3 separate regions of the Homo sapiens genome follow, and all the other regions are linked to region 3. Evidence: chromatin loops called from intact Hi-C (ENCODE). Cell type or tissue: gastrocnemius medialis. All regions are shown on one strand. Each heading gives the region's core, and the rest is flanking DNA. Links, peaks and the distances in the headings are about the cores only. Region 1 has its middle 9.0 kb from the start of PSAP. Region 2 overlaps ANAPC16 (anaphase promoting complex subunit 16). Region 3 has its middle 36 kb from the start of DDIT4.

The links. A loop is a pair of places that touch in the nucleus more often than their neighbours do. Peaks named below come from ENCODE experiments on the same cell type or tissue, not always from the same donor. Only the 100,000 strongest peaks of a DNase experiment are listed, where the experiment ranks them.
Region 1: a loop joins it to region 3, with 3 times the contacts of the local background. A loop is called at or near these places in 3 of 110 quality-filtered maps.
Region 2: it touches region 3 in a loop (8-fold over the local background); 19 of 110 quality-filtered maps call a loop at or near these places.

What each region holds. Positions count from the first base shown.
Region 1 is chr10:71,854,990-71,865,562 of GRCh38, forward strand. No RefSeq gene overlaps it. Among named protein-coding and RNA genes, the nearest start is that of PSAP, 9.0 kb to the left of the region's middle. RefSeq lists a silencer at 4,866-5,100, cis regulatory regions at 5,249-6,268, 5,592-5,602, 5,632-5,642 and enhancers at 5,525-5,669, 5,565-5,709, 5,712-5,811. In gastrocnemius medialis, for the core only: no CTCF peak of the experiment used is centred there; DNase peaks (open chromatin) are centred at 5,582, 6,642 and 8,052; H3K4me3 peaks cover 298 bases; H3K27ac peaks cover 4,505 bases.
Region 2 is chr10:72,234,085-72,244,657 of GRCh38, forward strand. It overlaps ANAPC16 (anaphase promoting complex subunit 16), which reads left to right. Exons shown (of 4, transcript NM_173473.4): 4 at 1-1,776. Among named protein-coding and RNA genes, the nearest start is that of ASCC1, 23 kb to the left of the region's middle. In gastrocnemius medialis, for the core only: no CTCF peak of the experiment used is centred there; DNase peaks (open chromatin) are centred at 3,107, 4,087, 4,537 and 5,537; H3K27ac peaks cover 5,000 bases.
Region 3 is chr10:72,304,197-72,314,769 of GRCh38, forward strand. No RefSeq gene overlaps it. Among named protein-coding and RNA genes, the nearest start is that of DDIT4, 36 kb to the left of the region's middle. RefSeq lists an enhancer at 5,985-6,970. In gastrocnemius medialis, for the core only: no CTCF peak of the experiment used is centred there; DNase peaks (open chromatin) are centred at 4,515, 5,345, 5,755, 6,265 and 2 weaker places; H3K4me3 peaks cover 749 bases; H3K27ac peaks cover 5,000 bases.

The sequences.
Region 1 (10,573 bases), core at 3,441-8,440, 450 kb before region 3:
CCCTCTGGGAGCTCAAGTCTTCAAGGAACTGAAAAGATATTTTTCCTTAGAAATGTGAGCCACGCTTAAGGTTTCTCAATGGCCTTCCAGTTCTGGATCTCAGTTCTGCATGAGGCCCCAATTTTCATGTCTGAGATCTCTTGAAATCCCCACCTGTCAGACCCTTTTAATAATTTTCCAGCCGGGCATGGTGGCTCATGCCTGTAATCCCAGCACTTTGGGAGGCCAAGGTGAGAGGATCACTTGAGCCCAGGAGTTGGAGACTATCCTGGGCAACATGACGAAACCCTGTCTTTACAAAAAAATGCAAAAATTAGCCAGGTGTGGCGACACAGGTCTGTGATCCCAGCTACTCCAGAGGCTATGGGACGGGAGGACGGCTTGAGCCCAAGAGGTTGAGGCTGCAGTGGTGCACCTCTGCTTGTCAGCCGGGGCAACGGAGCAAGACCCCATCTCAAATAATAATAATGATGTTCCCTGTGGCCCCAGATGGCCTCCATCTGTTACTTTTTCTACAACTGAAAGTTCCGGCCAAGACAGCCAAGGAGATAAGACATATCTACCATTGAGGCCCAGCCCACCTGCTTGGCCCCAAGGCTCCACTCCAGTGCCCTAAACAGCAACCCTGGAGCCCCCTAATGCCCTGGAAGCCTCCCTTGACCCCTCACCCTGTCTCAAACAATGACAGGTTCTCTCCCTCCAGCATCTTCCTACTCGAGACCTCTGGCTTCAGACCCTCTAGCCTGCACTTGTCCTTGTGCCTGGAATGAGACCTCAGGTGTCACTCAAGGCAGGCTCAGGCTGTCCCAGGGACACCTCTCCCATCACCCACCAATTCCCAACCTCTGACTTCTCCTCCTATACCCCCACCTCCCCTGGACTGATGGAGCACTCAACAGTGCAGCCAAGCTCACCAAGCCCTCTGTGCTTCTCAGCACCTATTTAGCCTCCCCTGTGGCAGAGTCTGCTACACCCTCTAATATCATTCACCCCCTTCTCCTTGATTTGATAGTTACTAATGAGACCCCTTATTTCTAGCAGGGCACATGGCCACCTAAAATAAAAGCTACACATTCCAACCTCCCTTGCAGCCACGGGACTTCACTGTGGCCAATGAGATTTAAAAAAACAAGTGCCCAATTTGTGACTTCTAGGTACTGCTTTTTAAAAGAAGGCATATATCCAGTGCAAATATTCAAATATTTAACAACTAGTACTGCCAGGACACTGGCCATAGTGCTGGGGGAATGTCCTAGAAGGCCCCAACTGAGCCAGGCTGCTGTCTTGGAGGGGTGGATGGTTCCTGGGGATGACCCGGCAGCGGGGGTGGGCAGCAGGAGGCTAGCAGGTGTTACCAACTGGTACGAAGTCCTTCATAATTTATTTATTTTTATTTTATTTTATTTTTATTTATTTATTTATTTTTATTTTGAGATGGAGTCTTGCTCTGTCGCTCAGACTGGAGTGCAGTGGTGCCATCTTGGCTCACTGCAACCTCTGCCTCCTGGGTTCAAGCAATTCTCCTGCCTCAGCCTCCTGAGTAGCTGGGACTACAGACCTGCGCCACTATGCCCGGCTAATTTTTGTGTTTTTAGTAGAGATGGTGTTTCACCATGTTCGCCAGGCTGGTGTTGAACTCCTGACCTCAGGTGATCTGCCCACCTCGGCCTCCCAAAGTGCTGGATTACACCAACCCTGCTCTTTATAATTTAATTACTGGTACAGTTCTACTGATATGTATCAGCTAAATATCAGCCCTGGCTACAATCTCCTTTCTTCGGCCCGCTGCCTGGATTGCAGACATAATGGCAGGAGCTCAAGCATCCATCCTGGACCATGAGGTAGAAGCCTCTTTAAGGATGACAAAGCAACAAGAGAGGAGCCTGCCTCCCTGATGATTGTACCTGCTCTAGGCTGTCCCTTGCGGGCTTTATTTATGTAAACAAACTCCTATCTTTATTAAGTTTTTGTTATCTTCAGTTTTCTGCTTCATTCCTAATCTTGTTAACAATGCTCAAGCCCCTATGTAATTTTTAATTTATTTCACACCCATTTACTGTTTTACTCCTTCCCTTTCTCTAAGAAGATGTCCTTCCTCTTCTTTGCAAGGCTTTGTGTATTTTCCTCCCCTTTGCAAGTTTAGCCACTAAACACTACTATGCTTTTGCTGATCAGCTCCTGTGACTTTTAGGACAGGACTGATATTCTGTCTATTTTGGTTGTTTAATGCCTGCGTCCTTCACTTTGTTGAATTAATTATTTCCTAACTGCTATATCACCAGGAATCATCGGTGAATATTTTTAATATCACCGCTCTGGTACTTTGCTTTGTCAATTGTTCTTTCTTTATTTTCTCTCTCTTTTTTTTTTTTTTTTTTTTTTTTTTTTTGTGATGGAGCCTTGCTCTGTCCCCCAGGCTGGAGTGCAGCGGTGTGATCTCAGCTCATTGCAACCTCCGTCCCCTGGGTTCAAATGATTCTCTTGCCTCAGCCTCCTTTGTAGCTGGGGCTACAGGCGTGTGCCACCACACCTGTCTAGTTTTTGTATTTTTAGTAGAGGCAGGATTTCGCCATGTTCACCGGGCTGGTCTCAAACTCCTGACCTTAAGTGATCCACCTGCCTCTGCCTCCCACAGTGCTGGGATTACAGGTGTGAGCCATTGCGTCCAGCCCCCTTCTTTTTTTTTTTTTTTTTTTGAGATGGAGTCTCACTCTGTCACCCAGGCTGGAGTGAAGTGGTATGATCTTGGCTCACTACAACCTCCGTCTCCTGGGTTCAAGCGATTGTCCCACCTCAATCTCCCAGGTAGCTGGGATTACAGGCACACACTACCACACCTGGCTAATTTTTGTATTTTTAGTAGAGACGGGGTTTTGCCATGTTGGCCAGGCTTGTCTCGAACTCCTGATCTCAGGCGATCTGCCCGCCTCAGCCTCCCAAAGTGCTGGGATTATAGGTTTGAGCCATGGTGCCCAGCCCCTTTCCTTTTTTATATCTTCTGTCTCCCTCTGTACACTGACTTTTCCCTGTCAGACTATAAGTATGCCCAAGGCTCTCCCATCCTAAAAGAAATCTTTCTTCACCTTGACTTTCACATAAGCCACTGTGCTTTCTCTCACCTTCCCTTCAGTGCCATACTCAGTATGGCATATACACTCACCATAACTACTACTATCCCTCCCAACTATAATCCAGCCCACTGATCCCCCAAATGGCTTCTGGAAAGTAGACAGTCAATTCCTTCTTGGTAAGTCCACCAGCACCTTCTGTTCCCTTTCACCTCTGGCACTGTTGGTTTGCTTCTCCTTTCTACAAGTCCTCCTCTCCCGCCCCCGCCTTTGGCATCAGTGACAGGGTGCCACTCCACAGGGATGCTGAATATGCACCACACACGTCCCCACTGCCTGCTTCCTCATTCATGGCAGACATCACCAATAGACCTTGCCTCCTGAAGCCTTGTCAACTCGGTACTCCTCTGCTTTCAAAGTTGGCTCTTGGGTTAACATATTTGCTGTCTGTCTCAGATGGGGTTGCCTGGGAACCACAGTCTAAGGCTGAGATGAGCAGGCAGGAGTTTATTGGGGTATGTTCTCAGGATCACACCTGTGAGGCCGTGAGGGCAGCAAGATAGGGGAAACCAAACTGCGACAAGGTTGTTACATTGGCCTCAGCCCATACCGCGCTGCAGGGACGGTGCTGCAGAACGGCTGTCAACTGGGGTAAGGGGTGTGGGCCTTTAAAGCCCAAGATAATATGTCCCAGGGGAGGGAGTGTAAGCTTGGGTGAGGGGCTCCGTTGGCTGAGGGGAATTCCTGGAGATGGCACAATTGTGAGCCCTCAGCAGACGAGCCCATGGTGGAGAGACAGTGGGTGGCTTGGTCCTGAAAGAAGAAGCTATATAGTGAATTCCACCACCATACTCTGCTTGCTCTCAGTCATCCTTCTACTTCTCTGACCATTTCTTTTGCTTTTTTTTTTTTTAAGATGGAGTTTTGCTCTTGTTGCCCAGGTTGGAGTGCAGTGGCACGATCTCGGCTCACCGCAACCTCCACCTTCCAGGTTCAAGCGATTCTCCTGCCTCAGCCTCCTGAGGAGCTGGGATTACAGGCATGCACCACCACACCCAGCTAATTTTGTATTTTTAGTAGAGAGGGTGTTTCTCCATGTTGGTCAAGCTGGTCTCGAACTCCTGACCTCAGGTGATCCACCTGCCTCAGCCCCTCAAAGTGCTGGGATTACAGGCGTGAGCCACTGCGCCAGGCCGCCATTTCTTTATAGCAAGCTTGTCCAACCCACGGCCTGCAGGTCACATGCAGCCCAGGACGGCTTTGAATGCAGCCCAACACACATTTATAAACTTTCTTAAAACATTATGAGATTTTTTGTGTGTGATTTTTTTTAAGCTCATCAGTTATCATTAATGTTAGTGTATTCTATATGTTGCCCAAGACAATTTTTCTTCTTCCAGTATGGCTCAGGGAAGCCACAGAATGGACACCCCTGCTTTACGGAACACAAGGCCTTGGTCCTAGCCCAGCTTTGCAATCTCTGTTCTCTCAAACTTCCGACCTTGCCCTCCATCCCATGGTTCCACCTACTCTGCCCACATTCTCTAAGATTGTCTAAATAAGCTATGCAGCTCCACATTTATGTGCCTTATAAATACCCCCATCCCCTACCTCGAATTCTATTCCCTGCCTCTTTCTCTGGTAAACTCTTATTCATCCTTCAAAATCCATTTAAGGCCAGGCACGGTGGATCATGCCTGTAATCCCAGCGCTTTGGAAGGCCAAGTCAGGTGGATGACTTGAGATCAGGAGTTCAAGACCAGCCTGGCCAACATGGTGAAACCCCGTCTCTACTAAAAATACAAAAAATTAGCTGGGCGTGGTGTCACGCGCCTGTAATCCCAGCTGCTTAGAAGGCTGAGGCGGGAGAATCGCTTGAACCTGGTGGGGGCGGGGAGGGGAGGTGGTATGGAGGTTGAGCTGAGATCATGCCACTATACTCCAGCCTGAGCGACAGAGTGAGACTCTATATCAGAAAAAGAAAAAAAAAAAAAAAAAAAAAACAGATACTGCCAGAGGGAAACCTTTGCTATTTGCTATGCTTTAGGAATTGGTGGACACTTCCTCCTCACTGCTCCCTCTGGGATCTGTTCACATCTCAACAGCATTTCTTATTTTGTCCTGTTATTTTTTTAGCAATACATTTATTGAGTGCCTGGTATATACCAGGCACTGTACCAAGGGCTGAAGACAGAGAAATGAAGCACGCAGGCTGAGTGGAAAGGCCACACAAGAGGCTCGTTGTTATGTCCCCACTCCGGGGAAGCCAGATTGCTGGCCGGGCCCACAGCTCCATCAGGGCTCCTTGTACACACGTCCCATTCGGCACCCTGAGGCCCTGTCACCCGCTGGGCTGTGGGTGATCAGATTCCCAGTCAGTCTATTCTGAGAGCCGATCAGTGCATGGGATGCGGCCTGGCCCCACAGCTCTGTCCCCAGATGTTATTCCTATTGGACAGGCGGCCCCCATCAGCTGCTCTCTTGGGGAGAGCAGGAGCTGCCAAGAAGGCCTTGCATGAGCTGGTGAGTCAGCAGCAGCAGGGCAGTGGGGCAGGCCGGGAGCTGCTGAGTCACTGTAGCAGTCTGCAAGTTGGTGAGGTCAGAGCCCCTAGAGAATCTGATGAAAGCTGGGAACACTCTGCCAGAAAAATGCTCAGACACATTTTGCACTGACTTCAGGAGGCTCTCAGGCCTCAGCCACCCATCTGTGGATGTCAGAAGGAGAACCTTAGTAAACCCAAAGAGGGGAAGTGACTTAACTGCTCACAACACCAATAAATAATAGAACTGAGATCAGAGCCAGTTCTCCTGAGTCACAGTCCTGTCAATTTATCAGATTATGTCCCTGTGCCAGGCATCTATCAAAGCCTCCCTTTATTTCAAGGCCCAGCTGCATTTCACCTCCTGGGAAGCCCCCCTGCTTCCTCTAGCCTCAGGCACCTTTCTCCTTCTCTAAATTTCAGATGATTTGCTGCTAGAGCCCTTACTCTTGGGTGAACTTGGAGGGTGAAAAGAACAAAGACTAGATTAGATCAGTTGTTTCTGAGCCTGAAAAGGAAAGCAAGAACTGGGCTGTAATCAAACTGACCATGTTAGCATATCTTAAAACCAAAGCTTCTTAGCTGGGCGTGGTGGTGTGGGCCTATAGTCCCAGCTACAGGAGGCTTAGGTGGGAGGATTGCTTGAGCTATGATTGACCCACTGCACGCCAGCCTGGGCAACAGAGCAAGACACTGTCTCAATAATAATACTAATAATAATAACTGGCATTAATTAGTTGCCTGTTAATATACCTGACTGTCAACTGATCACTCTATATACATAATCTCTCTTTTTTTTTTTTTTTTTTTGAGATGGAATCTTGCTCTGTTGCCCAGGCTGGAGTGTGGCGGCTCGATCTCAGCTCACTGCAATCTTTGCTGCCCAGGTTCAAGCAATTCACCTTCCTCAACCTCCTGAATAGCTGGGATTACAGGCGTGCACCACCATGCCCAGCTAATTTTTGTATTTTTAGTAGAGACGAGGTTTCATCATGTTGGCCGGGCTGGTCTCAAGTTCCTGACCTCAAGTGATCTGCCCGCCTTGGCCTCCCAAAGTGCTGGGATTACAGGCATGAGTCACCATGCCTGGTCAATATATACATGATCTCTATTATTTATTTATTTATTTGAGATGGAGTTTTGCTCTTGTTGCCCAGGCTGGAGTGCAATGGCACAATCTCGGCTCACTACAAACTCCACCTCCCGGATTCAAGCGATTCTCCTGCCTCAGCCTCCCAAGTAGCTGGGATTACAGGCATGTGCCACCACTCCCGGCTAATTTTGTATTTTTAGTAGAGAGGGGATTTCTCCATGTTGGTCAGGCTGGTCTCGAACTCCTGACCTCAAGTGATCCACCCGCCTCGGCCTCCCAAAGTGCTGGGATTACAGATGTGAGGCACCAAGCCTGGCTACTTATTTATTTTATTTTAAAATAAATATAGCATCTCACTATGTTGCCCAGGCCGGTCTCAAAATGGTCTCAAACTCCTGGCCTCAGGTGATCCTCTTGCCTTGGCCTCCCAAAGCACTGAGATTGCAGTTATGAGCCACTACACCTAGCCAATCTCCAATCTATTCTTTCTTTCTTTCTTTTATTTCTTTCTTTTTTTTTTTTTGGCAGTCTCACTCTGTTGCCCAGGCTGGAGCGCAGTGGTGTGATCACGGCTCACTGCAGCCTCAACCTCCTAGACTCAAGCAATTCACCCACCTCAGCCTCCCAAGTAGCAGGGACCACAGGCACATGCCACCATGCCTAGCTAATTTTTGTATTTTTAGTAGAGACAGAGTTTCACCATGTTGGCCAGGCTGGTCTTGAACTCCTGACCTTGTGATCCACCCGCCTTGGCCTCCCAAAGTGCTGGGATGAGCCACCGTGCCTGGCCAAGCCTCCAATTTTTAAATCAAAGGTTTGATTACTCCCATTTTACAGATGGGGAAACCAAGTCTCAGAGAGGCCGACTTGCCTAGGATGTCCCTGGTCCTGATAGAACCAGGATTCAAGCCCAAGATCATTTGGGGTCTGAAGTCTATGCAATGTTGTCTCCATTGAGAATCAGAATTGCCCAAGGGAAGCAGACACGAAGTACAAAGATCCACCAGGCCACCGGGGGCTGATGCCATCGCACTCCACCTTTCCACATTCCCACTCCACATGCCTGAGCAGACGCTATGACTGACCAGTCTGATCTCAGAGGTGCAGTGTACTGCTCAGCTGTGCAGATAAATCTGTTAAGGTGACAGAGCTGTCCCCTGGGGTCAGCTTAGTCTTAAGGACTTAATCTGGTTTATGTATCAGACTCTTGTAAGTTTCTTCAGGAGCCTCACCCTGAAAACCTTAACCTTTTCTTTGGGCCAGGTAAACCAAGATCCTTGGACCCCAGTGTCTTCATCAAGATTGTGACACCCTATGAAGACACTTCCCAATTGGCCCCTGGCCTCCACAATGACACCTATCCTAATCCTCAGGGCAGTGGACTGAGAACACGCTTGGCTCAGGCTGGACGTTTGTGTCTTAAATGACCTTGGACACAAGTGGGCTGGAATTAGGGCCTCTGAATCTTTAGGTTTTCTGGAGATTTCCATTATAAGTTATGATCCTGTCTTCAGAGTTTCTTTATCTTATTAGGAGTTTGACTGAGTACTACTCTGAGTTCGAATTACCTCACCCAGGAACCCAACACCCAACCCAAACCTGAGAGCTTTGCTTATAGAGAGAGGACTGGCTTTCATGTCAGGGACCTGGAATCTCCTCCTTGATCTGCTTCTTGCTGGCTGAGTCACCTCTGGGGAGAACTTCACCTCCCCATACTTCAGTACGTGCATTACGAACATGGACGTAGTCTGGCAACTGGGAGGAGCTGTGCCCACCGAAGGAATCATTGTGCCTTTAAGGGCATAAACCTGGTTTGAGATCAAATCCGTCCACTGAAACATTAATTCAACAATCCTCCCACCTCAGCCTCCTGAGGAGCTGGGACTACTGGTGTACATCACCATACCCAGCTAATGTCTTATTTTTTGTAAAGATAGGGTCTCACAATGTTGCTCAGGTTGGTCTTGAATTCCCGGGCTCAAGGGATCCTCCCACTTCAGCCTCCCAAAGTGCTGAGATTACAGGCATGAGCCACTGTGCCTGGCAGATTTGTACACTTTATTTATTTATTTATATAATAAATAGAGATGAGGTCTCGCTATGTTGCCCAGGCTGGATTCAAACTCCTGTCCTCAAGCGATCAGCCCACCTCGGCCTCCCAAAGTGCCAGGATTACAGGCATGAGCCACCTCACGCAGCAAATTGTACACTTTTTTTTTCCCCGAGACGGAGTCTCGCTCTCTCACCCAGGCTGGAGTGCAGTGGCACGATCTAGGCTCACTGCAACCTTCGCCTCCCAGGTTCAAGTGATTCTCCTGCCTCAGCCTCCCGAGTAGCAGGGACTACACCACATGTGCCACCACACCCAGTTAATTTTTGTATTTTTAATAGAGATAGGGTTTCACCATGTTGGCCAGGCTGGTGGCGAACTCCTGACCTCTAGTGATCCCTCCACCTCGGCCTCCCAAAGTGCTGGGATTACAGGTGTGAGCCACCATGCCTGGCCCCAGTTGTACACTTTAAATGTGTGAATTGCATGGTATATAAATTATAACGCAATAAAAAAATTTTCTTCTTCTTTCTGAGACAAGGTCTCTCTCTGTTGCCTAGGCTGTAGTGCAGTGGCACAATCATGGCACATTACAGCCTCGACCTCCTGGGTTCACATGATCCTCCTGCCTCAGCCTCCCAAATAGCTGGAACCACAGGTGTGTGCCACCACACCCAAATAACATTTTTTTTTAAATTTTTTTGAGATGGAGTTTTGCTCTTATTGCCCAGGCTGGAGTGCAGTGGCGCAATCTTGGCTCACCACAACCTCCGCCTCCCGGGTTCAAGCAATTCTCCTGCCTCAGCCTCACGAGTAGCTGGGATTACAGGCATGCACCACCACGGCTGGCTAATTTTGTATTTTTAGTAGAGATGGGTTTTCTCCATGTTGCTCAGGCTGGTCTCGAACTCTCAACCTCAGGTGATCCGCCTGCTTCAGCCTCCCAAAGTGCTGGGATTACAGGCGTGAGCCACCGCACCCAGCTATTTTTATTTTTTTTTGAGATGGAGCCTTGCTCTGTCACCCAGGCTGGAGCGCAGTGGTGAGGTCTCGGCTCACTAAAACCTCCACCTCCTGGATTCAAGTGATTTTCCTGCCTCAGCTGGGACTGCAGGTGCATGCCACCAAGCCCGGCTAATTTTTTTTTTTTTTTTTTTTTTTTGTATTTTTAGTAGAGATGGGGTTTCATCATGTTGGCCAGGCTGGTCTCGAACTTCTGACCCCAACTGATTCACCCACCACAGTCTCCCACAGTGCTGTGATTATAGGCATGAGTCACCATGCCTGGCCTCCTTCTCCTTCTTCTTCTTCTTCTTCGTCTTCATCTTCATCTTCTTTTTTTTAAAAAAAGAGGCAATAAAATATTTCTCTTAAGCAATCTAGCTTGAAAGTGTCCAGAGGAGGAGACGCTAAGGTCCAAATCCCGCTCTATCCCTTAGCTGTACCAACTGTGAGATCCTGCTGGGCACCAACCCTTGGTGTCCTCATTCAGAAGGTGGACAGCCCCTGGGCCTAGGCTGTTGTGAAAATGAGAGGAGGGCAGGGAGGAAATGCACCTGGCACTGGGCCTGCTGTGTGCTGGTCAGGATGCCATCAGCAGGAACAACAGGCGGAGGAGGCTGCAGGTGAATGATGGTGTTGGGGGAAGTTCTTTCCCTTTTATTTATTAAGAAGGGGAGGAGGGTTTCTTAATGGAGAAAGAAAGTGGGGAAACTATCCCAGAGCCTGTGCATCCCAGGGGACCTTTGTTCTCCAACCTCCCCTCTCCCAGCCCCACCCCCGCCATGGGCCTATATCTGCTCCACAAGCCCCCACAAGTGTA
Region 2 (10,573 bases), core at 2,232-7,231, 71 kb before region 3:
CAACATCCACCTCCCAGGTTCAAGCAATTCTCCTGCCTCAGCCTCCCAAGTAGCTGGGATTACAGGCACCCGCCACCACACCCAGCTAATTTTTTGTATATTTAGTAGAGACGGGGTTTCACCATGTTGACCAGGCTAGTCTCGAACTTCTGACCTCAGGTGATCCACCTGCCTCAGCCTCCCAAATTGCTGGGATTACAGGCGTGAGCCACCTTGCCCAGCCAATTTTTTTTTAAAGAGACATGGTCTTGCTATGTTGCCCAGGTTGGTCTTGAACTCCTGGCCTCAAGAGATCCCCCCAACCTTGGCCTCCAAAGTGCTGGGATTACAGGCATGAGCCACCGCGCCTGGCCTCAAGTAAGTTTTTATACCATGATAGGGGAAAACCTGGAAGGCTAAGAGATGTGCTGTTTTCCTTCATGGGACCCCACTTTCCACAGTAAACAACTGGTATAATCATTTATTACGTTGTATGCAAATTTTGCCTTAGACAACATTTGTCTGGTTCCTTATTAATAACTTGCATCTGATCTGCTTAGAGTTGCTTAATTATAAGTAAATATAATCCCAGTAGCATTTAGCCTTAATCTCAAGAGTTCAAAATGTTTAACACATTCTACCTGACGGGAGGTGGTGACCTCATTCAGTCGGTTAAGAGCCTGAGCCCTGTGAAGTTAAACACCTGCTCATGGTCACATAGCCCAGGCAGAAGAAAATCTCGGACTTGGAATAGATCCCAGTTGCCTGATAATTCATCTCATTATTGCCTCTAAAGCAAATTGGAGACTGGGCACAGTGGCTCCCACCTTTAATCCCAGCACCTGGGGAGGCTGAGGTGAGTGGATCACTAGAGGTCAGGAGTTCAAGACCAGTCTGGCCGACATGGTGAAACTCAGTCTCTATTGAAAATACAAAAATTAGCTCAGTGTGGTGGCACACACTTGTAATCCCAGCTACTCAGGAGGCTGAGGCATGAGAATCGCTTAAACCCAGGAGGCGGAGGTTGCAGTGAGCTGAGATCACACCATTGCACTCTAGTCTGGGTGACAGAGCGAGACTCTGTCTCAAAAAAAAAAAAATAAAGCCGGGCGTGGTGGCTCACGCCTGTAATCCCGGCACTTTGGGAGGCTGAGGCAGGCGGATTGCCTGAGATCGGGAGTTCGAGACCAGCCTGGCCAACATGGTGAAACCTTGTCTCTACTAAAACTACAAAAAAAATTAGCCAGGCGTGGTGGCGGGCGCCTGTAATCCCAGCTACTCAGGAGGCTGAGGCAGCAGAATCGTTTGAACCCGGGAGGCGGAGGTTGCAGTGAGTGGAGATCGTGCCTGTGTGCTCCAGCCTGAGCAACAAGAGCGAAACTGTCTCAAAAAAAAGAAGAAAATAAATAAATAAAAATCAGAGCACAAGAAGTACCAGTCCACCAACTCACATTTTCTATATTAATAATTCTTAACTAAAAGAAGTTCCATATTCGACAGCATTTTAGTTTTTTAATAGTACTTATTAGCATCAACCATCTTGATAATCACCAAGGGAAAAATTAAAAATACCTAGACTGCAATAAACCTTTAAATTGGATTTTCAGTGAGAATTTAGAAGCAATCACTACCTTTCTCGTTTCATTTGTGTAACCATGCAGCATAGGCACTGTGTTACATCATCTTTACGCTTTGGTATTTGAACTTATTACAGAATTTTTTCTCTAAATTGGATGTTTCTTTATATGACCTTGGAAACTGAAGTGATCTTAGCATTAAACAAAAATGCTTTTTGAAGCACCTTTCTCATTGATCACTTAGCTGCTATTTTAGTCTTACCAAGAATAAGACTCTCACAATTTTTTAAAGAGAGTACCTCCCTCTCTATACCTTTTTGTCAGTCATTATGTTGCATCGTCCACAACGCCTGTTACTATGCTTTGGGCTCAAAGATGGTCCCAGTTGCTGATCTGTCATCTGTCTTCTCTTGTGCCAGTCACTCACAGGCATGAATTATAATCCTCTGAATAACACAGCAAGATACGTAATACCCCCTAATATAGAAAAGGAACTTGAAGCTCAGAGCAAGTGTCACTTGCCAAGGCTGCACAGCTAAGTCAATGGCCAAATCTGGATTTAAGTTCAACTCAGCCAGAATCCAAAGCAGCTTCTTTTAGATTCACTATGCCACATCCCACCAAACCCAACCCAGCACATTGTATTAGGAAAAATCCTAAAACTTTTGATTAAATGGTAAAAGGAAGTAACTACCTGGAGAAAATAAGGCTTCCGCTACCTTCCGTCCTCCCTCCCAGGGCTTGGCAAAAAGAGATCTTGAGCATGAGGAAGGAACAGCTTCTTCAGAAACAGGAATTAGCTGTATGTTGGCTTCTGCATACCCTCTTAAGATTCAATATGGGGCAGGACACAGTGGCTCACACCTGTAATCTCAGCACTTTGGGAGGCTGAGGCAGGCGGATCACCTGAGGTCAGGAGTTCGAGACCAGCCTGACCAACGTGGAAAAACCCCATCTCCACTAAAAATACAAAATTAGCCGGGCATGGTGGCACATGCCTGTAATCCCAGCTACTCGGGAGGCTGAGGCAGGAGAATCACTTGAACCCAGGAGGCAGAGGTTGCAGTGAGCCAAGATCGAGCCATTGCACTCTAGCCTGGACGACAGAGCGAGACTGTGCCTCAAAAAAAAAATTATTCATATCAATCTGACACATAATTCTATATAACTGTTTTGTCTCGTAATGAGATATCAACAGTAAAATAGCTAGTTTTACACAGTCGTACAAAAATTTCCCATTTTGACTTCACAATTATCCAGCATCAGCTTTAAAGTCCAGAGTTTTCACTGATACACAAACATGTTATTGATTAGTGCCATCCCATAGGTGACACACCGGAATGACAGTGTCTGGAAACTAAATCAAGTTCCTGACCCAAGGATCTCTCTCTATCTGCCCATTTACCTGCAGCCTGTGGCTCCCCTTCCCCAACATGGCTGGGAGTCCTGGAATCTGCTGTTCCCAGTCAGAGTACCAGATACAGAAGTGGTAGAAACTTTGGGCCTTAAGGCTAGAACTTTCACCTCTGTAAAGGGAAGGGGCCAGAGCTGGGAGATTCCTATCATCCAGAGGAAGAGGAGGAAGCTGCTCAAGAAGCTGGCGCCCTTTTGGGCAAGTGTAAGAAATGCTACACTTAAGGCCAGGTGTGGTAGCTCACGCCTGTAAGCCCAGCACTTTGGGAGGCCAAGGCGGCCAGATCACCTGAGGTCGGGAGTTCAAGACCAGCCTGACCAACACAGAGAAACCCCCATCTCTACTATAAATACAAAATTAGCTGGGCATGGTGGCGCACACCTCTAATCCCAGCTACTTAGGAGGCTGAGGCAGGAGAATCGCTTGAACCCGGGAGGCAGAGGTTGCGGTGAGCTGAGATCGCGCCATTGCACTCCAGCCTGGGCAATAAGAGCGAAACTCCGTCTCAAAAAAAAAAAGAAAAGAAAAGAAATACTACACTTAGAGGAGGCTGCTTTGCCTTTCCCTGTCCTTTTGCCAAAGCACCTAACTTTCCCGAAAATATCTTGCCAGGCCTTTTAATTGCCTAAAGTTCAACCAAAACCAAGCCTTTCATTTCACAAAAGAGATAAAAGTCTTAAATAACAGGTACTTGGGAGAGTTAAAAGCTTGGGCTACAGGCAGACTGTAGTGATACCAGATCTTTTCCTGTTTTCCCAGAGCTAAGTTTGGGATGGAGATTGCATCAAAGGAGGCTGATGCTTTGCCACTAGCCTTCTGTGCATAAATTTATTAGCATCTGGTCAAAGAGAGGGTCTCAGAATTGCAGAGCTGAAAGAGACCTTAGAGGTCATCTAGTTCACCCCTCATTTACATATAGGAAGTTGGGACGTTGTCTGTCTGGTTTACTGCTGCATCGTCAGTACCTAGGATACTACTTGGCATGTAGTAGGTATATCATAGGTCTCTCCTGAGTGAATGACATAGGAATTTGTGTGTTACCTTTGTTTTAGAAACTACTAGCTATTTCAAAACCAGGCGCCGTGGCTCACGCCTGTAATCCCAGCACTTTGGGAGGGTGAGGCTGGAGGATCACCTGAGGTCAGGAGTTCAAGACCAGCCTGGCCAACATGGGAAAACCCTGTCTCTACTAAAAATACAAAAATTAGCCAGGTGTGGTGGTACCTGTAATCCCAGCCTCATGGGAAGCTGAGGCAGGAGAATGGCTTGAACCTGGGAGGGAGATTGCAGTAAGCCAAGATCGCGCCACTGCACTCAAGCCTGGGTGACAGAGTGAGACTCTGTCTCAAAATAAATGAATAAATAAAAGAAACTACTAGCTATTTCTAGGGCAAAATCCATAGTGGAGTAATCCCTGAGGTAATTCAGATAGTTAATGGGCAGAGCCAAGACTATCACCCAGATCTCAGCCCAGAGTGCCTATAACGTCACCCTGACAGGTGGAGGCTGTGGAACAAATGGAAGCCGTTCCAAAGCAGTCATATCTCATGTGATCCCATCTACGCGATGAGCCAAGGCAAAGGGCACTGGTGGTTCCCTGCCGTCCTCATGGGCTCCTGCCCTGGGCCTGGTGGTAGGTTCACATGTCAGCAACCACGAGCTAATCTCACCTCACAGTTACTCTAATTTCTCGTGTCTGTCAAGTTTCCCAAGGAGGAGTTGTTTTCCCAAATCAGCCTGTTTCTTTTTATAATATAAGCTGTTTAGAGGCCAGGCACAGTGGCTCACACCTGTAATCCCAGCATTTTGGGAGGCCAAGGCGGGCAGATCACCTGAGGTCAGGAGTTCCAGGCCAGCCTAGCCAACATAGTGAAACCCCATCCCTAATAAAAATACAAAAATTAGGTGGGGCCAGGTGCGGTGGCTCACGCCCATAACCCCAGGACTTTGGGAGGCCGAGGTGGGCAGATCACCTGAGGTCAGGAGACCAGCCTGGCCAACATGGCAAAACCCTATTTCTAGTAAAAGTACAAAAATTAGCTGGTGTGGTGGTGCACGCCTGTAATCCCAACTACTCGGGAGGCTGAGGTGGGAGAATCTCTAGAACCCAGGAAACAGAGGTTGCAGTGAGCCAAGATCATGCCACTGCACTCCAGCCTGCGCAACAGAGTAAGACACTGTCTCAGAAAAAAAAAAAAAAAAAATAGCTGGGTGCAGTGGCACACGCCTGTAATCCCAACCACCCAGGAGGCTGAGGCAGGAGAATCTCTAGAACCTGGGAGGTGGAGGTTGCAGTGAGCCAAGACCGCACCACTGCATTCCAACCTGGGTGACAGTGAGACTCCGTCTCAAAAAAAAAACAAAAGAAAACCAAAAAAAACCTGTTTAGAGCAGGTAATGAAACAACATACAATTTGTTACAGCAATAGAGAGGATGTTCCTTTCCAAATGTCTGTCATTCTTTCAGCAGACGCTAGCACTGTGTGTCTAGTGTCTGCTAGATGCTAAGGATATGCTGTAAAACAAGACCCAGTCATCAACCTCAAGAAGTTTATAAATAAATATTAAGAGGAACAGAAAGGTCATTTTAAGTGTAATAATTGCTCTGATGGGGAAAGCATGAGGTGCTGGACAATCCCATAGCAGAGACAACTAATCCAGCTGGGCCAGGCATCAGAGAAGGCTTTAATGAAGGATGAGGTTTAGGCTGAGACCTGAAGAAAAAGTAAGTGGGGTGGGAAGGAAGAACTTTATAGGTGGAGGGAATACAATTTGCAGAGGCCCAAGGGTGGGAAAGGGCATCTTGCTTTTGTGGGGCTGCGGGTGGTTCGTTATGATTGATTCATAGGTGATAAGGGCAAGAATAAGGCAGAGGGTAGGACTCGTGGGCTTTGCTAAGGAATCTGAACTTCAACCAGAGGACAGTGGGGAACCACTGATGAGCTTGAGGCAGGAGCATGACAAGATCTGGTTATACTTCAGATAATTTACTTGGAGGGAATAGTGGAGAATTGGTGGTGGCGAGAGCCAGATTCCTTAGGAAGCCTTTGAGGTCGTCCAGGTAAGAGATGACTATAGGCCAAATTAAAGGTGTGGATATGACTGGGCGCAGTGGCTCATGCCTGTAATCCCAGTACTTTGGGAGGCCGAGGTGGGCGGATCACCTGAGGTCAGGAATTTGAGACCAGCCTGGCCAACATGTTGAAACTCCATCTCTACAAAAATACAAAAATTAGCCGGGCATGATGGTGGGTGCCTGTAATCCCAGCTACCCAGGAGGCTGAGGCAGGAGAATCACTTGAACCCAGGAGGCAGAGGTTGCAGTGAGCCAAGATCATGCCATTGCACTCCAGCCTGGGCGACAGAGTGAGACTGTCTCAAAAAAAAAAAAAAAAAAAAGATGTGGAGACAGAGGATGGACTTGATTTGAGAAGTGGCAGCGGGTAGTGGCTCACACCTGTAATCCCACACTTTGGGAGGCCCAAGTGGGAGGATCGCTTGAGGCCAGGAGTTAAGACCAGCCTGGCCAACATAGCAAGACCCCCACCTCTAAAAAAAAATTACAGATTAGCCATGCATGTTGGCACACACCTGTAGTTCTAGCTACTCCAGAGACCAAGGCAGGAGGAGTGCTTGAGCCCAGGAGCTCAAGGCTGCGGTAAGTTATGATCGTGCTATTGCCCGGGTGACAGAGCGAGACCCTGTCTCAAAAAAAAAAAAAGGCTGGCATGATGGCTCATGCCTGTAATCCCAGCACTTTGGGAGATGAAGGGGGGCAAATCACATGAGACCAGGAAGTTCGAGACCAGCCTGGCCAACATGGTGAAACCCCATATCTACAAAAAAGAGAAAAATTAGCCGGGCATGGTGGTGGGCACCTATACTCCCAGCTATTCAGGAGGCTGAGGCAGGAAAATCGCTTGAACCCGGGAGTCAGAGGTTGCAGTGAGCCGAGATTGCGCCATTGCACTCCAGCCTGGGCCAGAGCGAGACTCAAAAAAAAAAAAAAAAAAAAGTCATATACAGGATTCAGTGACTGGTGGAACTTGGATAACTCAGAGAGGACACCCAAGTTTTCTTGTGTCAGGAGCTGAGGGACTAGTGGTACCATTCACTGAGATGGGGTACAGAGAGGGAAGCAGGCTACAGAGTTGTTCAAAAGGCAAGTGACTCCACCGGTCTATAGTCTGGAGAGTGAGCTGGGCTGGAGTTAGATTTGAGACTCAGCAGCCTGGAGGTGTTTATTAAGACAAAGGTGGAGAGTGGATAGATTGTCCAGGGAGACAGCCCATGGAGTGAGGAGAGAATCACACCAGGGAGGGATCCTCAGGGCATGCAGACATATAAGGGACAGGCAAAGTAGGAAGATCCAGGAAAGCAACTGGCAGGAAGTCCCCAGAGAGACATGGAACAAGGAATACGGCGTCACAGAAACCAAGGGGAAAGCACATTTTGAGAAGAAGGCTGCAAACAGCAGTATATGGTGCAGCCAAGCAATTGAGACAAGGGATGGAGAAGGCTTACTGCAACCTCCGCCTCCTGGGTTCAAGCAATTCTCCTGCTTCAGCCTCCTGAGTAGCTGAGACTACAGGCGCCCGCCACCATGCCCAGCTAATTTTTGTGTTTTTAGTAGAGACGGAGTTTCGCCATGTTGGCCAGGCTAGTCTCTAACTCCTTACCTCGGGTGATCCACCCGTCTTGGCTTCCCAAAGTGCTAGGATTATAGATGTGAGCCACCACTCCCTGCCTGCTGTTGGGATCTTACCATGGAGACTGTTGGTGACTTTTTTTTTTTTTTTTTTTTGGAGACAACATCTCACTCTGCCACCCAGGTTGGAGTGCAGTGGCATGAGATCACAGCTCACTGTAACCTCGCCCTCCCAGGCTCAAGCAATCCTCCCATCTCAGTCTCCTGATTAGCTGAGACTACAGATGCATGCCACCACACCTGGCTAATTTTGTGTTTTTGGTAGAGACACGGTTTTGCCATGTTGCCCAGGCTGGTCTCAGACTCCTGAGCTCAAGCAATCCTCCCGCCCTGGCCTCCCAAAGTGCTGGGATTACAAGGTCACCGTGCCTGGCTGGTGACCTTGTCTTAAGAGCAGCCATCTCTGGGTAGCAGAGACAGAGCCAGAATGCTGTGGGGGAAGAGTGAGGGGAGGAGGGGAAAGTGGGGCTAAATCCAGGCAACACTTTCCAGAAGTTCAACGGGAAGGGGAAGCAAAAACTGAGGGACTGAGAGGGGGACAGTTAAAGGAGAATGCATAGCAAAGAGCTCGTTTTTTTCTTTTACAATGGGAGAGGTCAAAGAAAAAGGGGATAATTGGCCAGGCACGGTGGCTTACACCTGTAATCCAAGCACTTTGGGAGGCCGAGGCAGGTGGATCACCTGAGGTCAGGAGTTCGAGACCAGCCTGGCCAACATGGCGAAACCCCATCTCTACTAAAAGTACAAAAATTAGCCAGGCATGGTGGCAGGTGCCTGTAATCCCAGATACTCGGGGGGCTGAGACAGGAGAATCGCTTGAACCTGGGAGGCGGAGGTTGCGGTGAGCTGAGATCGCGCCATTGCACTCCAGCCTGGGCAACAAGAGTGAAACTCCGTCTCAAAAAAAAAAAAAGAAAGAAAGAAAAGAAAAAGGGGATAATTGACGGACGGATCCCTGAGGAAGTGGGAGGAGGTGAGAGCCAGAGCCTGGCTGGCGTGAGGCGGGAGAACAGGATGTGCTGCTGTGGGTAAATGTGTAGGAGGGGCAGCAGGAAGAGGGGGCATTCCCATCCAGTGGCCTCTCTTTTCTCAGTAAAGGAGAGGCAAGTTGGCCTACTGCCTGTGTCCCAGGGTCAGAAGGCTTGCCAAACCTATTCAGGGGCCTGTTGCAGTGAGAGGCCTTGCATTTACAGTAGCACCACTCTTTGGGGAAGTCCACCAGCAGCTCCCAGCAGCCTGGCAGGAGGAATGGAAAAAATGAGCAGTTGGTGGTTGAAGTCTTGCATGGTAGGGGTAAGGGGCTAAGCAAATTGTTGGACCAGGCTGGAGAGGGAGGGAAGTGAAAACAAAAAGAGGCCCCCAGAGAGAAACTAACAGGGTCAACCACTTATTGAGGGTCTACTATGACACAGGCAATGTGTAGGGAAAGAGAAATAAAAAGGTATGGCAGGCCGGGCACGGTGGCTCACGCCTGTAATCCCAGCACTTTGGGAGGCCGAGGTGGATGGATCACCCGAGGTCAGGAGTTCAAGATGAGCCTGGCCAACATGGTGAAACCCCGTCTCTACTAAAAATACAAAAATTAGCCGGGCATGGTGACGCACGCTTGTCGTCCCAGCTACTTGGGAGGCTGAGGCAGAAGAATTGCTTGAACCCGGGACGCGGAGGTTGTAATGAGCCGAGATCGCACTGTTGCACTCCAGCCTGGGCGAAAGAGCGAGACTCCGTCTCAAAAAAAAAAGGGCAATAGTTTCCAAACCTGGCATTCTTCAGAATTAAGCTGAAAAAAATAAAAAATGCAGAATCCTGGCTTCATTCCTGGGGTCTAGTAGGTCTAAGGGAAAGGGGGGTTGCACATGACAGTTATGTAGTCAGATCTGGAAGCCTCTTGGACCCATAGAAGAGGCAGAGGAGTAAACAGACGCGTGCAATATATACCGTGGGATAAGGCCATGGCCCTGGTCTGTACAGGCTGCCATGGAAGCCAAGAGGACTTGGGAGTGGGAATGCCGAGGAGATGACAAGGAGCCTTTCCTAGAGAAGGCGAGCCTGCTCTTGAACATGATGATGAGAGACAGCGCGCCACACACAAAGGGAAAGATGCCAAAGAAGCGTTCCACGCACAGGGAACAGCATGTGCAAAGTCAGGAACTCCAGGTCCCTTGGAACACACATGTGGAACTGCAGCTCATTTGGTGTGGATGGAGCACAGCACGTAAACGGGGGTGTGGTGAGAAGTCTCAGGAGAAGGAAGCAAGAACCAGATTGTCTGAGCCTTGTTCACCACACTCCACTTTCCATCCAAAGCACATTCTTCAGAAAGAGCCAGGGACGCCTAAGAGGCCAAGAATCCCAACTTGCACAATAAATAACTTAGAAAGCAGGCTCGGCTGGGCCTGGAAGGGTTAGACCCATCGGCTGGTATAATGCAGCAAATGTGATTTTTGCAGACCACTAGGTGGTGAGCAGTATTTTTGCTGTGACTGCAGACAGCATTCACAGATTTTTAGTTATTTATTTACTTTAAGGGAGAGGCATATGTCCTAAACACGCAAAGAATTATCGAAGGAGCCTTCCTTCTGGGCTCTGAGCCAAAACCAGGATAACAGACAGCCTGAAGTATCACATTTAAAGTATATGGACATTGTGGAAAGATGTTTTTCCCCCATATGGCTTCTCCTCCCTTTTGCCCTGGGCCCTGAAAGCCTGAAGTAGACTCCCACACTCTTTCTCTCCCTCTCTGTTCTCAGAAATCTCCAGACATATATTTGAAGATAAACCAACAAACACAGACATTTCATTTGTTTAGCAAACCGAAAGGTTACGTTTGGGGGGCTGTTCAAGTCATACTCTACCCACTTAACTTTCTGCAGTCTCCAAAATAGAGTCAATCTG
Region 3 (10,573 bases), core at 3,388-8,387:
CTTGGGAAGCAGCCTCCTGTTTTTTAGCTTTGCCATCCCCACTCTGCCTGCGTTTCTCAAGCCACCTTCATGATTCCTGTCCCAGCCTCAGAGCTACCTGGAGGGCTATGCACTCAATATTTTTTCTTTTTTTTGAGACGGAGTCTTGCACTGTTGCCCAGGCTGGAGTGCAATGGTGTGATATTGGTTCACTGCAACCTCTGCCTCCTGGGTTCAAGCAATTCTCCTGCCTCAGCCTCCCTAGTAGCTGGGATTACAGGTGCCTGTCACCATGCCCAGCTAATTTTTTGTATTTTTAGTAGAGATGGGGTTTCACTATATTGGCCAGACTGGTCTCGAACTCCTGAACTCGTGATCCACCCGCCTCGGCCTCCCAAAGTGCTGGGATTACAGGCGTGAGCCACCGCACCCGGCAAATATTTTTTCTTTAAAACAATGTTAGGAGGCCGGGCGCGGTGGCTCACGCCTGTAATCCCAGCACTTTGGGAGGCTGAGGCAGGCGGACCACAAGGTCAGGAGATCGAGACCATCCTGGCTAACACCATGAAACCCCATCTCTACTAAAAATATACAACAAATTAGCCGGGCGTGGCGGCATGCGCCTGTAGTCCCAGCTGCTGGGGAGGCTGAGGCAGGAGAATGGCGTGAACCTGGGAGGCGGAGCTTGCAGTGAGCTGAGATCGCACCACTGCACTCCAGCCTGGGCGACAGAGCGACACTCCGTCTTAAAAAAAAGAAAAACAAAAAAAACAAACAAAAAACAATGTTAGGTTGCTTTTTTGTGGGGGAGGGGAGATGGAGTCTCACTCTATCGCCCAGGCTGGAGTGCAGTGGTGCGATCCAGGCTCACTGCAACCTCCGCCCACCCGCACCCCCATGTTCAAGTGATTATCCTGCTTCAGCCTCCTCAGTAGCTGGGATTGCAGGCACGTGTCACCACCACCAGCTAATGTTTTTTGTTTGTTTGTTTGAGTAGAGACAGCATTTCACTAAGTTAGGCAGGCTGGTTTCAAACTCCTGACCTCAAGTAATCTGCCCACCTCGGCCTCCCAAAGTGCTGGGATTACAGGCATGAGCCACCGCGCCCAGTCACATCACATTAAATTTTAATTAGAAATACTTGCTCTTGTATCACCTAAAATTATCTTGCATAGCACCACATTGGAAACTGTCTTATACGATGGTTCAGGGAGAAGGTGGTGCTTATTTATGAATAGTAATGATAGTCTCAGGTTAGCAGCGAGCTTTATGCCTCATCCACACATTCATGGTTTCATTGGATCCTCTCAGTTCCTGCACTATGAGCATCATTGGTCTCACTTTACAGACAAGGAAACTAAGACTAAAAGGGTAGTCGTGCCTTGCCTAGGATCACACAGCAAGTTAAGATTTTAATCAACATTCAAGGCACTGATGACTCCAGACCTAGATGAAGGCAAGAAGCACGCAGTACTTTCCTGTCTCCTGCCAGAACCACAAGAGCCACAGGGTGGCAACTCATAGCATCAGGAGTTTGAATTAGACCTGAAGAAGAACTTCCTGGCAAGAAATGTTTAGACATCAGAATGAGTGTCCGAGGAAGGGCGTGGAGAGCCCAGCTTCCGAAGTGCTCAAAACAAGATAAAGACTTGTCCAGCTGGGATGATTCCAGTGCTGCCTGGAGGCAAGAGAACGGACTGAATGACCTCCAGAGGTCTGCTCCAGCCCCCAAGATTGGTGTACCCTGCCATCAAGGTGGCCATTCTTGCCATTTCCCCAAAGCATCTTTTTTTTTTTTTTTTTTTTGAGGTGGAGTTTCCCTCTTGTTGCCCAGGCTGGAGTGCAATGGCATGATCTTGGCTCACCACAACCTCCACCTCCCAGATTCAAGCAATTCTCCTGCGTCAGCCTCCCAAGTAGCTGGGATTACAGGCATGTGCCACCACGCCTGGCTAATTTTGTATTTTTAGTAGAGACGGGGTTTCTCCATGTTTGGTCAGGCTGGTCTTGAACTCCCGACCTCAGGTGATCCACCTGCCTTGGCCTCCCAAAGTCCTGGGATTACAGGCATGAGCCGCCACACCTGGCCTCCCCAAAGCATCTATTAAGCAAGGAGGCTCCAACTTAAAGACACTGGGACAAAGCTTGTCTTGGCCCCTGGCCCTGAGAGGGAGTGGTTGACCACAGCCACAGATGCAGGTGGCTGGTGAGGGGGGTCAGAAGCAGTTTGGAGGGGCTAGAGCATCCCTTCCCCTCTCCTCTGGCAGCTCTGCCCCCGAGTTTCCAAGGCTGGGGTTCCAAGACCTACCTACCCTCAGAATCACTGGAGGCTGCTCGGCCATCTGGGCTGAGAAACCTGCATTTCTTCAGTATTCTCGAGGGGACTCTTTTCAAAATATTCTGAGCTAGGAAGATAGGTAGATGCTGACTTCAGTTGTTGCCTCTCTGGGGGCTGAATTGTGGTTTTTTTGTTTTTTTTTTAAAGTTTAAAAGTCAAAGCATTTATTTCTCAAAATAGAAAGGGAATTTTCCTTTCCTTTTTTATTTTTTATTTTTTTGAGACGGAGTCTCACTCTCACCCAGGCTGGAGTGCAGTGGCACCATCTCTGCTCACCGCAACCTCTGCCTCCTGGGTTTAAACAATTCTCCTGCCTCAACCTCCCGAGTAGCTGGGATTACAGGTGCCCACCACCACACCCAGCTAATTTTTTTATTTTTAGTAGAGACAGAGTTTTACTATATTGGACAGGCTGGTCCTGAATTCCTGACCTCAAGTGATCCGCCAGCCTTGGCCTTCCAAAGTGCTAGGATTACAGGTGTGAGCCACTGCGCCTGGCCTAGTTTTTGTATTTTTAGTAGAGGCGGGGTTTCGCCATGTTGGCCAGGCTGCTCTTAAACTCCTGACCTCAAGTGATCCGCCTGCCTCGGCCTCCCAAAGTGCTGGGATTACAGGCGTGACCATCATGCCCGGCCTGGCATTTTCCTCTCTGATTATAACAAATAATATAGTCCCAGTTGTTTTAAAAAATTAAATAATATTTTTAAAATATAAAAATGAAAGTAAAATATAAAATACCCCAAATTCTATCATCTGGAAACACAGCATTGTTTCTGGAGCACATCCTTTCAAAAAAAAATTTTTTTTTTTTTGAGATGGAGTCTCACCCTTGTTGCCCAGGCTGGAGTGCAATGGCATGATCTTGGCTCACTGCAACCTCCACCTCTTGAGTTTATGTGATTCTCCTGCCTCAGCCTCCTGAGTAGCTGGGATTACAGGTGCCTGCCACAACATTTGGCTAATTTTTGTATTTTTAGTAGAGACGGGATTTCATCATATTAGCCAGGCTGGTCTTGGACTCCCGACCTTGGGTGATTTGCTTGCCCCAGCCTCCCAAAGTGCTGGGATTGCAAGCGTGAGCCACTGCATCTGGCCCCCCAGATTTTTTTGTGGTAAAATATACATAGCATAAAATTGATCATTTTAACCATTTTTAAGTGTGTACAAATTCTATTTTTATAAATGCCTCCCGAAGCTAGGGCTACTAGTGCAATTTCGACACCTTGACGGACTGGTGGCTAAAATTTTGAGGTAAGGGCCTGTCTGACATTGTTCACATGAAAACACAGAGGTAGCCAGTCACTGTGTGAGGTGGTAAGGTTGGTCCTGTTAAAATATGAAGGCTGGTCAGGCACGGTGGCTCAGCCTGTAATCCCAGCACTTTGGGAGGCCAAGGCAGGCAGATCAATTGAGGCCAGGAGTTCGAGACCAGCCTGGACAACATGGTGAAACCCCATCTCTACAAAAAATACAAAAATTAGCCAGGTGTGGTGGCATGTGCCTGTAGTTCCAGCTACTTGGGAGACTGAGGTGGGAGGATTGCTTAAGCCTGGGAGTTTGAGGCTGCAGAGCGCCGTGATCACACGCCACTGCACTTCAACCTGGGTGACAGAATAAGACCCTGTCCCAGAAAATAAAAATAAAATATGAAGCCCAGGCCATGTGCTGTAGCTCACACTTATAATCCCAGAACTTTGGGAGGCCAAGGCGGGCAGATCACTTTATATATATATATGTATGAAGGCCAAGGATGAGGGAAGGCCGGTCTGTCTTGTGACAGGACTTTCAAGAGGAGAAGCAAGGGCCATGGTTTTGCTAAACTTCTCCAAGAGATCTGTCTCTTAGCCAAGGAAGATGAGAGAGATCCCCCAGCCCTTCCTGGGGGAGGTGTCTGTGATTTTCCTGGCGGGATCCTCAGTCTAAGGGGTTTCTCTCTGGCCTTGGCCTTTGGGTTGAGCAGGAGCTGCAAACTCTGGTGGACAAAAAGAGCCAGGACATGGCAGTGAGCCAGGAACAGATAACCAGCCTGGGGAGGAACAGGCCCTTGACAGGAAGGCAGGAGCTGCTGCCAGCAGACAGGAAAGAGTGAGGCCAGCCTCCTCCATCAGCCTGGCTCAGGCAAGCTTTGCTTCCTCCAGCTCCACAGAGGGAAGGGAGGCCAAGGAGAGCCTCCAGGTCCCGAACAAAGATTTCAGAGGGTGGTCAGGAGACTCTGAGTCATGAACCACAGTCATCGGCTTAGCAGATACTGTGTGCTGGCTTCAGAAGGACCTTGAACTCAAGGAGCTTAAACTAACTGGGTGGGGCACCCTTTCGCTACTGTGTTAACTGGATCCCTCCTTCCAAACCAGGAGTGATCCCCTTCCTCGCTGACATCCCACCACATTGATGTAGCCCTCACTCAACCCTTAGCACACACTCATTCGTGTTTTTGCCCTCCATGGACCCCAACCGAGCTGTAAAGTCTTTGAGAGCAGCTCCTGGGTCTCTAGGGGTCTTTGTATCTCCCCATTGTGTCCGATTCGGTGCACAGAGCAGATGTTTAGGCAACATCCACACCGTGAGGTTTATGTGAGGGGTACCGACAACAAGAGCAGCCGGAGTTCTGAACAACACAGTTTTGAGGCCCTTCCAAGGTGATCTGGAGGGCTTCCACAGGAGGAGTTGAGAAATACAGGGGGTCTTGGAGGTAGCATAGAGTTCAGTGAATGGAGAGTAAGCGGCAGGAAGGGGCATTCTGGTGGAAGATCCTGCTGGGGGAATGAGGTTTGGGGACCGAGTCCCAGGAAATCTCATATGGGGTGATTCCCAGGTCCAGATGCCCTTGCAGGCTTGCACTGTGTCTGCCAGGAGGTGAGTGCCAGACACGGGGGCTCTGATTACAGTCCGGAGCCATGATGGGCTCCCAGTTGCCACCTTTTCCAAGAAGCTGACTTTTGAGGAATCCGCCTGGCCACGGGAATCACACCATGTTTGCACTGCCCTCAGCTGTTGATTACACCCTCATCCGCGCAACCGGCATCCAGGAAGAACACTTTCTTCCTCACAGGGTGTCTCCTCTCCTGTTTTCATGTTTATGGCATCAGGTGGTTTGCAGAGTGCTCCACACCCAGACATGTGCGTCCAGTGAGGTCAGCTGAGAAAACAACAGCTTGCCCACCACCCTGCTCCCCCCTCATTCTGGGAGCTACAGGCTGGGGCCACGGTCACCCCTGGGCACACGCCCCCACCCCCACCTTCAACACCCCCAGTGCCTCCCGCTTCCCTTCTGCTTCCCTTCCGTCCCTGCTGTAGCCTCTCTCTTGCCCAAACTGTTGTTTATCAACACAGACCAGAACATTTTGCTGCCAGCAGAAACACACATGGTGATGGCACTGCTACCCACACCCTGCCGTCAACACACTCCCACGTGCTGTTTGCCGCTGTCAAAGCCCTGCTCACACACACATTCTCACCCGCTCCTGCCAGCACAGCTGTTCCCTGCTGCCTGGAACCAGGCCCTTCATCCCGCACGACACACATGTTCTCTGTGGGTTTTTCTCAATGTACGTGTGTGCTCATGGTGGAGGCACACACTTGTGAACCAGGCCAGCACACACTCTTCCCTCCGACCTGGGCTGGGGATCTATCACTTGCTACTGTGTGACCTTGGGCAATTGACTTCACCTCTCTGGGCATCAGATGCCTCACTGTAGAATGGGGATAATGATGACCTATAGAAGATAATTATCCATAGCCTCTCTAAGGGCTTTCTAGATTCTATATGGGCTTTTCCATAGGGTCTGTGGTTAGGACAGAGAGCAGGCACCCAGGAAGTGCTGAATCAGCGGGAGCCTTGCGGGTGGGGTGAGTATTGTTGGAGTCTTTCTGGAATCTGGCCCGTGGTTTTCCTCTCCGAGGCCGGCTGTCAGCCTCACCTCATGTTCACAGCATCCTGGCTGCCTGACCCTGATCCCGGAATGTCACCTGTCTGCTTCTCATGTTTCACCAGCGAAATGGGCATAACAACCGGTCCCCTCCTGCTCTGCCCCTTGCTCGCCCTCCCCCGTCTTCCCCTGGCCATCAGCAGCCCTTCTCTGTCTTGCCTCTTCAACTCAGTCTCTCCTTCTTGGCCGGCAAACCTGCTCCAGTCTTTTTTATCCTGGGAAACAGAGAGATGGATGCAGAAGGGAAAGAACACAAATGTGATTTGAGGATTGAGAAAAATCTGGGCTGAGCGGAAGAGCGCCCTGGCTGTCCCTGAGGAGCAAGTGCCAGCATGGGTGGAGCGCCAAGTCAGGCCATGCTGGAGAGCCAGTGCCTGGGGTGACATTGCCCTAAGCAGCACCACCTTACTTCCTGCTCTTGGTGGAAATCTGTGAGAGGGGTGGTGGGCAGATCCTGGCCTGGTCTGTGCTGAGCAACTGTGGATTTCCCCTTTTCCTACATGCAGAGACTTTCAAGCTCTGCCCACTGCTGGGAGCCACTGGAGAGCTGCTGGCTCCGGAGCACCATGGTAAATGGGTTGCCCCTAATCATTGGGATCCCAGGCAAGAGTACAAATGGAGAACCACACACCAGGTGTGTACATATTCAAAATGTGTACGCCAAGCTTAATCAGCTGTCATATAAAATAAATTCTATCTTCTACCTCCCCTCTGAATTTCAGAAAAACCTGGAAAGCCAGGTTTGAATCTGGAATTCCTGGACTCTTCAGAGTCCCTCTCTGGAATTCTGGGGCAAGGGACAGAGGGGCCTAGTTGTGTGACGTGCATGGTGGGGCTTTAAGGCAGTTGGCTCACTGGGTGAAAACACAAACCGTTTCAATCTGATCAATACTTTATGCTTTTTATTTTGTCCTAGGCCCGTGTGGCCAAAAGACCCAGAAGGCAGTTGAGCAGCTTAATTAAGACCTGCATTCAAGGCCGGGCGCGGTGGCTCACGCCTGTAATCCCAGCACCTTGGGAGGCCGAGGTGGGCAGATTACTAGGTCAGGAGATCGAGACCATCCTGGCTAACATGGTGAAACCCTGTCTCTACTAAAAATACAACAAATTAGCTGGGTGTGGTGGCGGGCGCCTGTAGTTCCAGCTACTCGGGAGGCTGAGGCAGGAGAGTGGTGTGAACCCGGGAGGCGGAGCTTGCAGTGAGCTGAGATCGCGCCACTGCACTCCAACCTGGGCAACAGAGCAAGACTGTCTCAAAAAAAAAAAAAAAAAAAAAAAAAAGACCTGCATTCAAATCCCTGCCAAAAGTGAGCAAATCAATTAACTTCTTTGAGGCTCAATTTCCCCATCTGTAAAATGGGACTAGTAATACCTCCCTGATAAAGTTACTGTGGTTACTCAAAGAGATAAGCCACGTAAAGCCCTTAGCATGGTCCTGGAACACAGTACTCACTCGGTAAGTTGAGAGCTATGACTGCTATTACAAGTTCTCCACACATGGGCAGTGACTGCCTCGGTGCAGGAAGCCGTCGCCCTGTCTCCTCCTTGCACACGTGAAACAGGTCACTCAGCTCAGCAGAAGCAGATCTGGAACTAGGGCTTCCAAGTTTCCCACCGCCCTGGATTTTGCTCCAGTGAAAAAGAAAAAAAAAATGATGGTACAACAATGTGAATGCTACACTTTAAGAATGGTTAAAATGTACATGTTATGTATATGTTATTATACCATTGTGTTGATTTGCTAGGGCTGCTGTAACAAATTACTGCAAACTGGGGGGCTTAACCAGCAGAAATATATTGTCTTGCAGCTCTGGAGGCTAGAAGTCCAAGATCAAGGTGTCAGCAGGATTGGTTCCTTCCAAGGGCTGGGAGGGAGAAGCTGTTCCATGTCTTAGGTCTGGCTCTGGAGGTTTCCTGGCCATCACTGGCATGACTTGGCTGGTGGAAGCATCACCCCAGCCTCTGCCTTTATCTTCACATGGCCCTCTCCCTGTGTGTGTGTCTCTCTGTCTGTCCAAAGTTCCTCCTTCTATTATTATTATTATTGAGATGGAGTCTCACTCTGTCACCCAGGCTGGAATGCAGTGGCACGATTTTGGCTCACTGCAACCTCTGCCTCCAGGTTCAAGCAATTCTCCTGCCTTAGCCTCCTGAGTAGTTGGGATTACAGGCACCTGCCACCGCACCCAGCTGATTTTTGTATTTTTAGTAAAGATGAGGGTTCAACATCTTGGCCAGGCTGGTCTTGAACTCCTGACCTCGTGATCCCCTGCCTCGGCCTCCCAAAGTGCTGAGATTACAGGCATGAGCCACCGCGCCCAGCCCCCCAATTCCCCCACTTTTTTTTAAGGACACTGGTTACGCTGGGTTAGGGTCTACCCTACTGACTTCGTTTTAACTTAATGACATCTGTAATGACCCTATCTAAATATTTCCAAATCAGGTCATATTCTGAGGTATTGGAGATTAGGTATTCAACATAATAGTTTTGAGGGAACATTATCCAACTTGTAGCAACCACAATGAAAAAAAAAAGTGTCTACCTTGTACTCGCTATCAGATTACAGACACGGGGAAAACACATTCTGTGAAGTTTCAGTGCTTTGCTCAGAGTAACTTTGCTCATAGTAGGTCTTCAAAATGTGTTTCTTAATTTGTGTTTAAATCTGATACCAAGCAGTTAAAAGGGTAGAAATCTCCCAGTTTCCAAGACGAGTCCTCTCCCGGCCATGAACTTAAAGGATTTTTCAATGATCAGCATTATTTCCAGACAAATACTTAATAAACTTTGTAAAAATAGCTACTCTCCATGTAAGATTTTTTTTTTTTTTTTTGAGACAGAGTTTCGCCCTGTTGCCCAGGCTCCTGTTGCCCAGGCTGGAGTGCAATGGCATGATCTTGGCTCACCGCAACCTCTGCCTCCCCGTTCAAGCGGTTCTCCTGCCTCAGCCTCCCAAGTAGCTGGGACTACAGGCATGTGCCACCACACCCGGCTAATTTTGTATTTTTAGTAGAGACGGGGTTTCTCCATGTTGGTCAGGCTGGTCTCGAACTCCCAACCTCAGGTGATCTGCTCACCTCAGCCTCCCAAAATGCTGGGATTACAGGCGTGAGCCACCCACCGTGCCCCAGCCTGGTTAAGTTTTTGCCACATTTGCTTGATCTGTGTAAAATTTTCCTGGTGAGCCATTTGAGAAGTCACATACTTGAGAATTTCCTAGGAATAGGCTGCTCTCCATAATCACATTGCCATTCTCACATGGGAGAAAACTAACAATGGTTCCATAATATCATCTCATATCCAGTTTATACTCAAATTTGACCAGGCTGATTTTTTAAACATTCTGAACCTAATGAATTCCAAATCTGTAAAGCTTAAGATTTTTTATTTTTTATTTAATTTATTTTTATTTTTTTTCTGAGATGGAGTCTCACTCTGTCCCCCAGGCTGGAGTGCAGTGGCGCAATCTCGGCCCACTGCAACCTCCCCTTCCTGGATTCAAGAGATTCTCCTGCCTCAGCCTTCGGAGTGGCTGGGACTACAGGCACCTACCACCACAACTAGCTAATATTTTTTATTTTTAGTAGAGATGGGGTTTAACCATGTCGCCAGGATGGTCTCCATCTCCTGAACTCATGATCCACCTGCCTCGGCCTCCCAAATTGCTGGGATTACAGGCGTGAGCCACCGCGTCCAGCCAAGCTTAAGGCCTTGACAGTATTACCTGTGCTATGGGAATTTTGGACCTTCAAAAAATGTAATTTAGGGCCAGCCACAGTGGCTCACATCTGTAATCCCAGCACTTTGGGAGGCCAAAGCAGGAGAATCACTTGAGCCCAGGAGTTTGAGACCACCCTGGGCAATATAGGGAGACCCCGTCTCTACAAAAGATTTAAAAATTAACTGAGCATGATGGTGAGTGCCTGTAGTCCCATCTACTTGGGAGGCTGAAGTGGGAGGATCACTTGAGCCCAGGAAGCGAAGGTTGCAGCAAGCGAGACTGTGCCACTGCACTCCAGCCTGGGCGATAGACCGAGACCCTGTCTCAATCAATCAATCAATCAATCAATCAGCTGAGCATGGTGGCACATGCCTGTAGTCCCAGCTACTAGGGAGGCTGAGGCAGGAGGATCGCTTAAGCGTGAGAGATCAAGGCTGCAGTGAGCTCTGATCACACCAGTGTATTCCAGCCTGGTGACACAGTGAGACTCTGTCTCTAAGAAAAAACGAAAAAAGAAAATGCAATTTGGCCGGGCGCAGTGGCTCACGCCTATAATCCCAACACTTAAGGAGGCCGAAGTGGGTGGATCACCTGAGGTCAGGAGTTCA